Linked DNA regions of Homo sapiens: region 1 is linked to region 2. The links are chromatin contacts, found by Hi-C or POLR2A ChIA-PET in ENCODE. All regions are on one chromosome and are shown on one strand. The core of a region is the stretch at or near the end of the contact, and the rest is flanking DNA. Distances in the headings are between cores, read along the strand shown.

Region 1 (5,927 bases), core at 1,846-4,345, 1.8 Mb before region 2:
AATTTCTGTTTTTATTTTGGGGCAAAATTTAGTTCTCAGGGCCTCCCTACGTTTAAGAGCAGAACTACTCAAGAACCTAAGCAGCTATCAGCATAGTTTAAGCGATTTAGAATAGGGCTGTGCAAGGGGATGTACAGGGTTCCTCATTCAGCTGAGGACCTCATTTAGCTCCTTAACTGGAAGCTTTACATTTGATCTGCAGTGAGGGGACATTTCTAATTTTAGTTTGACCCACATGGAAAGGTGGATAGCTTTTTTTTTTTGTTTTGGTATAGAGAGCACGTAGAATTGGACAATTAGGTAAATCCTTGGAATCCCCCAAACAGCCATTTGCTTTATAAATCCAGTATTTCTTACCTCTGAACGTCTTAAAGAGCTGCCTCACAAATTAATCTAACCATTGCTTGCACTAAGAAGTTTGCCAAGAGCCTCTTCCAGCCTTACTGGGGGGAAGGAAGAGATTACTGAAAACCAACTTGTAGGAATGAAATGAGGCTGTCAGTTGTCTAACCTAACAAACTGCCAAATTAGGTTTACATTTTTTGTTATTAGACTTTTGAATGGCCGAGGCAGAGTTAAATTTAAAATTTTGGATTGTAGCCACTTTCCACTCGCCTAAACACTCAATACCGGTTTGTTTATTTTTCCAGCATCAAGAAAGAAAACCAAGGCACTAGAAAGCAAGCACACTTAAGTATTGAAGATAATTACATCTTAAATTTTGCCTGAACTGTATATTGTAGCATACTTAAACCCATTCAAGGAAAAAATTGGCAAATTGAAAATTCTCCCATTAAAGATTGATATTTTTGCAAACTGACAAATTTAACGATTTCGGTACCCCTCCCCAAAAATGCAGTCACATAAAATATATCAATACTATTTTGAATTAGCTCTAGAAATCACACTGAAACTATGTTACATTTACAAATATTAAATTTATTATAACTAAAATGAATTTAATTGTTCTCAGATTTGGCCACCTTATAGCTCCGTTTAAGGAGGGGATTTGTTAAAAACAAAAATGCATTATAACTTGGTCAAATTACTTTCACATTAAGGAAAAAAACTTCTAAAAAGGAAAACAAGAAAAGCAACTCTTCAGTTTCACATAATTAAAAGAACAGGAGAAAGCACGCAAGCTACATATAGCTAAATTTACGAAACCAAAGCCAGGGGGATTTCTCTTCTGATTATGTGTCATAAAAAGGTCCACTGTCTTATATACACATGTATATAATGTTACATTCCATCACTGTAAAAAGTCCCCTTTGCCCCCTCCCCCAAAAAAGTTTCAGTCTAGTCTCCAAACTTGGAAAGCGGCGCTCGCTCCTGCTGCCGGTGCAGTTCGTTCTCGGTCAGCAGCTGGAGGTTCTCGGCGCGCAGCCGGTCCAGCTCCAGCTCCAGCTCCCGCACACGCGCGTCGTCGCCACCCAGCCGCTTGCTCTCCAGCCGCAGCCGGTTGTTCTCGTCCTCCATGCGCGAGAGGCACTTCTCCAGTTCCAGGTACTCCTTGATGAGCTCCTGCTTGCTCATGTTCTGCAGGCTCTCCGTGTGGTACCGCTCGTACGTCTCCGAGAAGTCCCGCTGCAGAAACTCGCTGCCGTCCCCTCCCATCCCATCGCTGCCCCCATCCTCCTCACCCCCTTCTTCCATGAAGTCGTCATCGCTGGTGTCGTCGGATTTGGCGGCGGCCCGCTTGGAGTACAGGCCGGTTTTGAGATCCGGCTCCTCCTGGTCGTGATCATCCATGAGGAACTGCGTGGTGTTATAGGGCGCGACCGGCTGGCCCTTGGCGAACATCTCGGCTCGGATCCTTGAAGCTCGAAGGCTCTGTTTCTCGTCGAACTTTTTCTTCTCTTCCCAGGTCAGCTTGTAGTACGGTTTCCAATGCCGCTTCTTCTTGGACGGGCGTCTCCTATGTTTTTTCTTCCCCAGCTGTCTCTGCTGCTGTCCCCACTCCTCTTCGCCCCCTGCGGCAGGAGCCCCCAACTTACTGGCCTCGGAGTCATGACAAGGCTGGGCGAGCAGCTCGGCCTCGGGCGTCGGTTCCACTTCTGCCGGCGGCGGGAAGTCGCCGCCAGCGGACGAGTCGTCCCCATTCTGGCCCTTCTCGCCCTCTCTCAGGCAGCTAGATTCTGGACAGGCCTGGGTCTGCAAGGGAGGTGGTTGGGATTCCAGGCTCCCTTCCCCCTCCGGCCCCGGACGGCCACCCAACTGGGGGAACGCTCTCGATTGCCACCTACTGTCCTCCTCGGGCACCCGCTCCTCCGCGCCTGGGGGGCGCTCAGGGTTCAGCTCTTCCTGGACAGCAGCAGCACCTGTACAGTTGCTAGTTTGAGGCTGGTGTTGATATTCTGACAAGAATGGCTCGGCCATGGCTAGTAGAGTCCTCGAAGTTTAAGAAATTTTGGCTAGTAAGTCCTTAAGGAAAAAAATGGGTTTTTCTTAAAAAAAAGAAAAAGAAAAAAAAAACAGTCCAACAGAGTCCTCTTCAGTTTGTAATTCCTGCAGTGACGCCTTTAGCTAGTCCTTCTATCAGCAAACTCCAACTGCAATCTGGGGAGCTCAAGTCAGTAAAGGGTTAAGCGCCCACAGTGCGGCCAGCTAGCGGGTCCAAGGGGGTGCAGCGGCAGGAACAGTACGTAATGGGCGGAGGTGGGCCTCAAACCTCCAAGCGGAGCACCCCAATAAAGGAGTTGGTGAGCAAGGTGATGAGGGTAAGTCCAGTGCGTGAAACCCAGCCCCGAAGGGGTTAAAACTACCGATGACGCTGCCTCCGAGGGGCCAGATCCACAAAGGGTTAAATCCCCTGCCGCAGAGCCCACAAGGGGTTAAAGTCCCGGCGCCACCTCCTCCCACTTCCACGGGTGTCGCTTCCACCCAAGCTCCCAGTTCCCTAGGCCCGGCCGTAGCCTCAGCAGAGGACAGACAAACTCATCTCCCCTTTGGCTCGATGCTCTGCTCTGCTCAGTTCTCCTCCGCCTCCTCCTCTTTTCCTCCCTCCCTCCTCCCCCTTCCCACAGCTCCTCTTCCGCGTCCTCCCCCGACTTTCCCTCCCAACCTGCCTCTCCACCTGCCAACTTCCAACTGCTGTCTCCCAGTCCTCTGCGCCCCTTTTATATAGAAGCTTTTTCGCCCCGCCCGTGCGCATGCGTAACGGAGTTCCCTTTGCGGGGCGCCGGGAGTCGTAGTTCTTATCTTTCGGGCCCGCCGCCCTCGCGCGCCGTGCGACGTAGCCAATCCCAGGACGCGTAGGGGGCGTCTCCCTGGCCGCCACCTTCCATCGCTTAGACCTCGCTAAAGAAACGCGAGCGGCCATTGGTGAAAAATCACACGACTCGCTGAGGAAGGACGGCCAATCGCAGAGAAGATGGGGCGGGTTCTGGACCGTACCATTCTGTTTCAGGAATACGAGAAGATTCGATGGCCTATGAGAGTCCTCACAGAATATTTTTATGAAAAGGTGCGTTATAAAGGCTATTATCGTATTTTGTTCTCAGCGGAGGGGTTCCGAAGGTTATGAACCTTTATTAACTAACGCAAGAATGGTTTATTCCTAAAAAGTAGTCCCTAAAATGTAAAAGAATTAAATCCTATAAAGAGAGACGTCGGCCCACGGCTGCTAACTCGCGAGTCTTAAGATTATAGAAATGGCTTCAAGGCGGGTGGTGAGTGCCTGAGACTGACACTTGCGGAAGGATATCGCGAGCACATTTTGTAAAGACCGAAGAGCGCATGAAGAAGTAAACAAATGAAGAATAAAAAGTGCCGCCTTAAAGGGACAGTGTGACTGCGTTTAGCGCCGCAGGCTCGCACTAGGCCTCGGAAGACGAAGAGGCGGGTTCGAGTCCCGGTGACGCGACTCCCGGACTGACCTCGGTACCCTTAGCTGAAGGTGGCGGAGTCCCAGCCCCAGCCTGGTCTCAGAAAGCCGCCCCCGCCCCAGGGGCAAATGCAAACTGGTGATTCGCGACCAAGGCTCTTCCCTGGGCCGAGATCGGAAAGCCGGGGCCGGGGGCGGGCGGGGGAGTGGAGGGGGAAGCGGGGGAAGGCCACGCCCCCACGCCTCAGCTTCTGTCGAAGAAAATGGCCTCCTGGGGCCGATTTGGTCTTTTCACTTCCGACCGAGATCATTTCCTGAGCCGGGACAGAGGAGGTCCGGGACAGCCATGAGGCTGTTTGTTGGGAAGAGTTCGGAATGATTAATGAGTTGAAATCATCAGCCCTGGCTATCCGAGAGGGAAGCAGGTCTCACCCGCAGAGGCCCTTCCTCATCAGTGGGCGCTGGGCAAGACTGGGAGGGAAGCATGGAGGAGGCCTTGCTCCGAAACTTGCTGCAGGGGATTCTGGCGCAGGGCTGGGGGGGCCGATTCCCCCGGGGGCGTAGTTTCTCAGAGAGAAATTCTCTAGACCCAAGCCCCCAGCCCTCCATAAACAGGGACTGAGAGGACCCAGAGAACCCTCCATACCAGTCACTGAGGCCTAAAATCTTGGCGCCCTTTCCACTTCTCCTTCGCCACACACCCAGTGACCCTTTCTTCTTATTGCTTCCTTAATAGCATCCCTGACATTCCAGCACGTTTGCACTGTGTACCTTTTACGCACAGAGCCATGTGACCTCACCACAGCCTGGCAAGTTAGACACGATAGGAATGAGTGTCTCCATTTTACAGATAAGGCATCTCTAAGACACTGGAAAATAAGTGACTTGTCCAAGGTCACATGACAACCATGGGGCAGTTCTGGCTAGAGCGCTGGTCTTTGTGACCCCCCCCGTGCCATTTTTCTTTCTGTCACAAACACAAAACCCATTTTTTCTTAAAATCGGGGAATACTCTGGATTTCGTTCTTTTTATTCCCAACAACTTCAACCTTATTCAGCCCCTATATCACTTGGCAAACAGGAGGGTACAAAGAGGGGTGGGATGCCATTCTTGCCTTCAAGTTGCTCCTGGACTGTGGAGAGGCCATCAGACCACAGCCAGCCTAAATGGCAAGTGAGGGAAATCCTGGTGGGAGCTGATGAGCCGAGTGCATGGGAGCTGGGAATTATGGACAAGTGTCAGGAGCAAGTGACTTCCTGGCTGGCTCTGAAGGATGAAGAGCTTTCAGGCAAAGTGGCACGAAGAGGGGCATTTTAGGAAGCCCAAGCATCATGTGCCAGGAAAGGGCTAGTCTGGGACTTCGGTGGCTCTGGGCAGTGTGAGATATCGGGGGTGGGGGCCAGTGGTGATGGGCATGGCCAATGTAGATGCCTCTAAGGGGAGCCGCAAGCACGCGGGCCTCTGGGCACAGCTATATGTTCTGAAAATGAACACCTTCATTTGTTTTCTCTGGGCTTCCAAGAATTCGGGTCCACCTGAAAAGTTCGCCACTCCGTGTGGCTTCATCCCTTAGGAGGCTTCCTGAGAGCAAGAACTGCCCCTCAGAGCACTCCTGGAGGAAAAAGGGATTTTGCAGATAACTTGGTTATCACAGAGAGTTATCACAGAGACCTCCAAATTGTTACCCCATCTTCAGACTCCAGAGGATTCTGGGGTACCCCCAGTCAGGGCATTTGGAAGGCACTGCTGAGCCTAGCCTCAGTGTCCTGGACTGGGCTCCACTGTATGGTCTCGTGTTCTATTGGGGGAGAGGTGGACTGACGAATAGGTTGTGGAATTCTAGAATTCTGTCAAGGGGCCAGGCAACCTTACTGTTAGCTGGGTTCTAACCCTTTGCCAGGCATTTAACATGCCCCATCACTGGTAAACCCCAGGACTGCCTTATGAAAAAGAGATCAACTCTATTTCACAAAAGAGGCCACCCAAGGCCAGAGCAGTTAAGAATCTTCCCCAAGGGGGCCGGGCGCGGTGGCTCACGCCTGTAATCCTAGCACTTTGGGAGGCCGAGGTGGGCGGATCACGAGGTCAGGAGATCGAGAC
Region 2 (3,550 bases), core at 1,051-3,550:
AGTAATGTGGGGCTGGGTGCGGTACCTCATGTAATCCCAGCACTTTGGGAGGCCGAGGCGGGTGGATCACCTGAGGTCAGGATTTGGAGACCAGCCTGGCCAACATGGTGAAACCGTGTCTCTTCTAAAAAAAAAAAATAAATAAAATACAATAATACAAAAATTAGCCGGGCATGGTGGCGCGCTCCTGTAATCCCAGCTACTTGGGAGGCTGAAGCAGGAGAACCACTTGAACCTGGCAAGCGGACTTTGTGGTGAGCCGAGATCGCTCCATTGCACTCCAGCCTGGGCAACAAGAGCCAAACTCTTTTCGTGTTTATATCCTCTTTCTTTAACTCTTACAGGGGCCCCTTTCCCAAGGCTCCGCCCAGCCCTGCAACCAGTCAGAGCATGTGCTCCCCTGAGGGCTGCACCCTGGCCTCCTCGAAAACTTGCCCTTGCCGGACCAGACAGTTGAGAAATGGCTAGAGGGACGAGACCTGAGTACCTGTCTCCATGTGTGCAGCTATACAAAATATGTAATTGCCGGGCGCGGTGGCTCAAGCCTGTAATCCCAGCACTTTGGGAGGCCCAGGCGGGGGATCATGAGGTCAGGAGATCGAGACCATCCTGACTAACACGGTGAAACCCCGTCTCTACTAAAAAATACAAAAAATTAGCTGGGCGTAGTGGGGGCGCCTGTAGTCCCAGCTCCTCGGGAGGCTGAGGCAGGAGAATGGCGTGAACCCGGGAGGCGGAGCTTGCAGTGAGCCGAGATCGCGCCACCGCACTCCAGCCTGGGCGGCAGAGCGAGACTCCCTCTCAAAAAAAAGAAAAAAAAAATGTAATTAGACGTCTGTAACACATGTAATAAAGCAAGTACAGCAAGATGACTTTAGGTGATGGGCATACGGGTGTTCACCAAACAATTCTTTCAACGTATGTGTGAAAAAAAGTTTAAAGTAATGTTGGATGCCAGCTAGGTCAGGACGAGATGGGGAGGGGGAGGGGGAAGGGAGGGGGAGGGGATGCGGAGGGGAAGGGAGGCGGAGGGAGAGGGGAGGGGAAGGGGAGGGGGAGGAGGAGGAAAGAAGAGCCTCCTAGAGCTCTTCGTGTCTTTTCCGTTGTGGGTTTTTCCTCCTGAAGGGCAATGAAGCCGAAGGAGCTTTCCCAAGATTCCAGTGATTTACAGGCGCTTTTCTGTTCAGTGGTTGGCAGGCAGGGCACGGCGGGGCATGCAAATTTAAAATGGCTGCTTCTCTCGGGAGTTATGGGAGCAAAAAAGGAAAGTGAATATCCTCCAAAATAGTAACAATATTACTTACGCAGGTGTTCAGATTTGGATAAAGATACACAATCTCAACGTAGGAGAGAGAGTTATTCAGGGTGCTATCTGTCACCCTGAGGTTAGGATGTGTGGGAGAAGGAGTACAGTGGCCGATCGTTAACATTTTCGTTTTGAAAACGGTGTTGATACAGTGGAAGGCTTGTGGTGTTGCTGGCCCTTGATCGCTGGAAGGATTCCGAGGTGTAGTTTTCGAAGCGGGAGTTTTGTTCGCATTGGGCGCTTAGCGTCTGTTACTGTCGCTAACGGGAGATTGTCAACGTGTTTGCATTGGGCCATTTGCATCAGTTGGGACCGTTGTTACTGACCTCCTAGGTTGTGTGTTGCGTTTACACGCTTAAATCCGGGTTTCACGGTCTCTTAGTACTCGCGTATTTAAGCTCATCGCGCGTACCTTACTTCTACGCGTTCACGTCGGTTCGTCCGGGCCTATCAGCGCCGCTGCTTTTAAATTGGCCGTGTGCGCTTTACGTTTGCACCTTTACGTCGGATCACTGGGGTCCATCAGCGCCGTAGTTTTTGAGCTGGCCGGGCGTGCTTTCGAGCGCTTAGTTGCTTTCGGTTTCACTTGGTTGCGGCGTGACGATCATTGAGTTAAAGGTTACTGCACTCACTTCAGTCGCCATCGGTCTCCGTAATCTGACTGCCCTTTGCTATTACTTGCTTCACTCACATACGATATGCGGACGGTCCTATTTAAGTTGAGCGCCCATACTTCACTATCCCAAGTGGGACTGCTTTTTCATTTACGTGTCTCTATCCGAGGCAGTATAAACATCTTTCCATTCAAGTTTACCGCATGTGTTTCACTATCGAGAGTCGGACTGCTTTTGGATTTACGTGGCTTTGTGGGATGCGGTATGAAGATCGTTGCATTCAAGTTTACCGCCTCTACTTCACTGCAGAATCTGACTGCCGTCAGATCTGTATGACAGATTGTTGCATTCGTTTTCTGCGGGTACGTCACTATCCAGTCTACTTTTTCCATTGACGTGGCTGAGTCATATGTAGTATGACTGTCAGAGACGTTGGAACCTGAAGCGACCCCATTTTGAGTGAGGGCTAGAAAAATGAGGCCGGGACTTACGGGCCTGCATTCTCAGAAGGATATTCCTAGCTTTCAGATACTTACGGTTAAGGGAACAAATTAATGTTTACTGAAGAGACCCGAGTGTCCAGATAGCTGGATATCTGGAGAACAAAGGCGTTCCTAATTTTGCTTTAAAGGTAGTAATAGGGATTCTTGCAAAATGTAATAATTAAAGTTAATTATCACAAACCCTTGTAACAGAACACCTCTCCCCATGTGTACAAGCATTGTACCTAGGGTGGATACGTTCCTTCTCTTAGTTTCAGGAACGCCCTTCTCTGTCTGTGGAGTAGCTGTTCTTTCACCACTTTACTTTCTTAATAAACTTGCTTTTATTTTGCACCGCGGACTTGCCCTGAGTTATTTCTTGCGCGAGACCCAAGAACCCTCTCTTTGGGTCTGGATCGGGGCCCTTTTCCTGTGACGTATTTCTGGCCACCACAGATGGGACTATAGTGCTTTGGGGAAGTGTTGGGGTCCTATAACATATTTCTGGCGAATGATGGAAGGGACGATACTGAAGAAACTCCCCCAACCCAAAGGAAGTAGACTGCAGCACTGCAGTAGTCAGTAGACTGACTTTGGGTAAGTGGTGGAGTGCCCGGGTAAAGAATGGGATTGGGTTAGAGGCCCAACTTAATGGAGTTAGAGTCTTTCCTAAAAGAGAGTGGGTTAGAGGCCCCTCTTAATAAAAGGCAAGGACACTTGACCGACCTCGGGTTAGAGGCCCGACCGAGGAGGGTTAGAGGCCCCTCCCAGTAAAGCCCCTCTCGGCTAAAAAACAGGTTTGACACCGCAGGCTATGCTCTTTGTATTAGTCTGCCTCGTCCTCCTTGTCTTGGTTGCTGTCTCCGTTTCAGTGTCATTTTCAGGAGACTTCATTTAACTGGTCTTAGGGATTTTAACTGATTCTTCTCCTATGTCCCTCCCGATTTCTGTCCGTTTGCTTGTGAAACACTGGGAACCAAAAGCATTGGAGGATCCGGCTCTAAAATTGCTGATTGAGATTTGATATTTAACAGCTATGAGCAGTAAGATTCGATAGATGTGGTTGTGTTTTGTTGCTGCTGTGCTGAGTGTGATTGAGAAGCACTAGGATGGAAATCAGGGGACTTTTCTCCTTGCTGTTTTGTTTG

The links. A loop is a pair of places that touch in the nucleus more often than their neighbours do. ChIA-PET counts read pairs that join two places held with the same protein, here RNA polymerase II (POLR2A). Pooled maps may share reads with other maps.
Region 1: a loop to region 2 is called in a pooled map, with 16 times the contacts of the local background. The contact joins the promoter of HEXIM1 here to the enhancer-like site in region 2. A Hi-C loop is called at or near these places in 4 of 37 single-sample maps with no recorded cell type and 8 of 50 pooled maps. POLR2A ChIA-PET finds 5 or more read pairs at or near these places in 3 of 52 experiments (B cell, T-cell and activated CD4-positive, alpha-beta T cell).

The regions. Positions count from the first base shown.
Region 1 is chr17:45,145,643-45,151,569 of GRCh38, reverse strand. It overlaps HEXIM1 (HEXIM P-TEFb complex subunit 1), which reads right to left and starts at 3,095. Exons shown (of 1, transcript NM_006460.3): 1 at 1-3,095. The coding sequence starts at 2,379. The coding sequence ends at 1,300. HEXIM2-AS1 (HEXIM2 antisense RNA 1) reads left to right here. Exons shown (of 3, transcript NR_186789.1): 3 at 651-1,908. RefSeq lists enhancers at 1,437-1,992, 2,397-2,506, 2,557-2,606, 2,657-2,706, 3,110-3,992 and 2 more.
Region 2 is chr17:43,359,246-43,362,795 of GRCh38, reverse strand. No RefSeq gene overlaps it. Among named protein-coding and RNA genes, the nearest start is that of LINC00910, 28 kb to the left of the region's middle. RefSeq lists silencers at 973-1,072, 1,523-1,582 and enhancers at 1,833-2,012, 2,058-2,753. Within about 2 kb of position 2,300, at least 38 of the 41 ENCODE cell types and tissues checked have a DNase peak (open chromatin) inside an H3K27ac peak, as active enhancers do; they include B cell, where a contact is called at or near this core.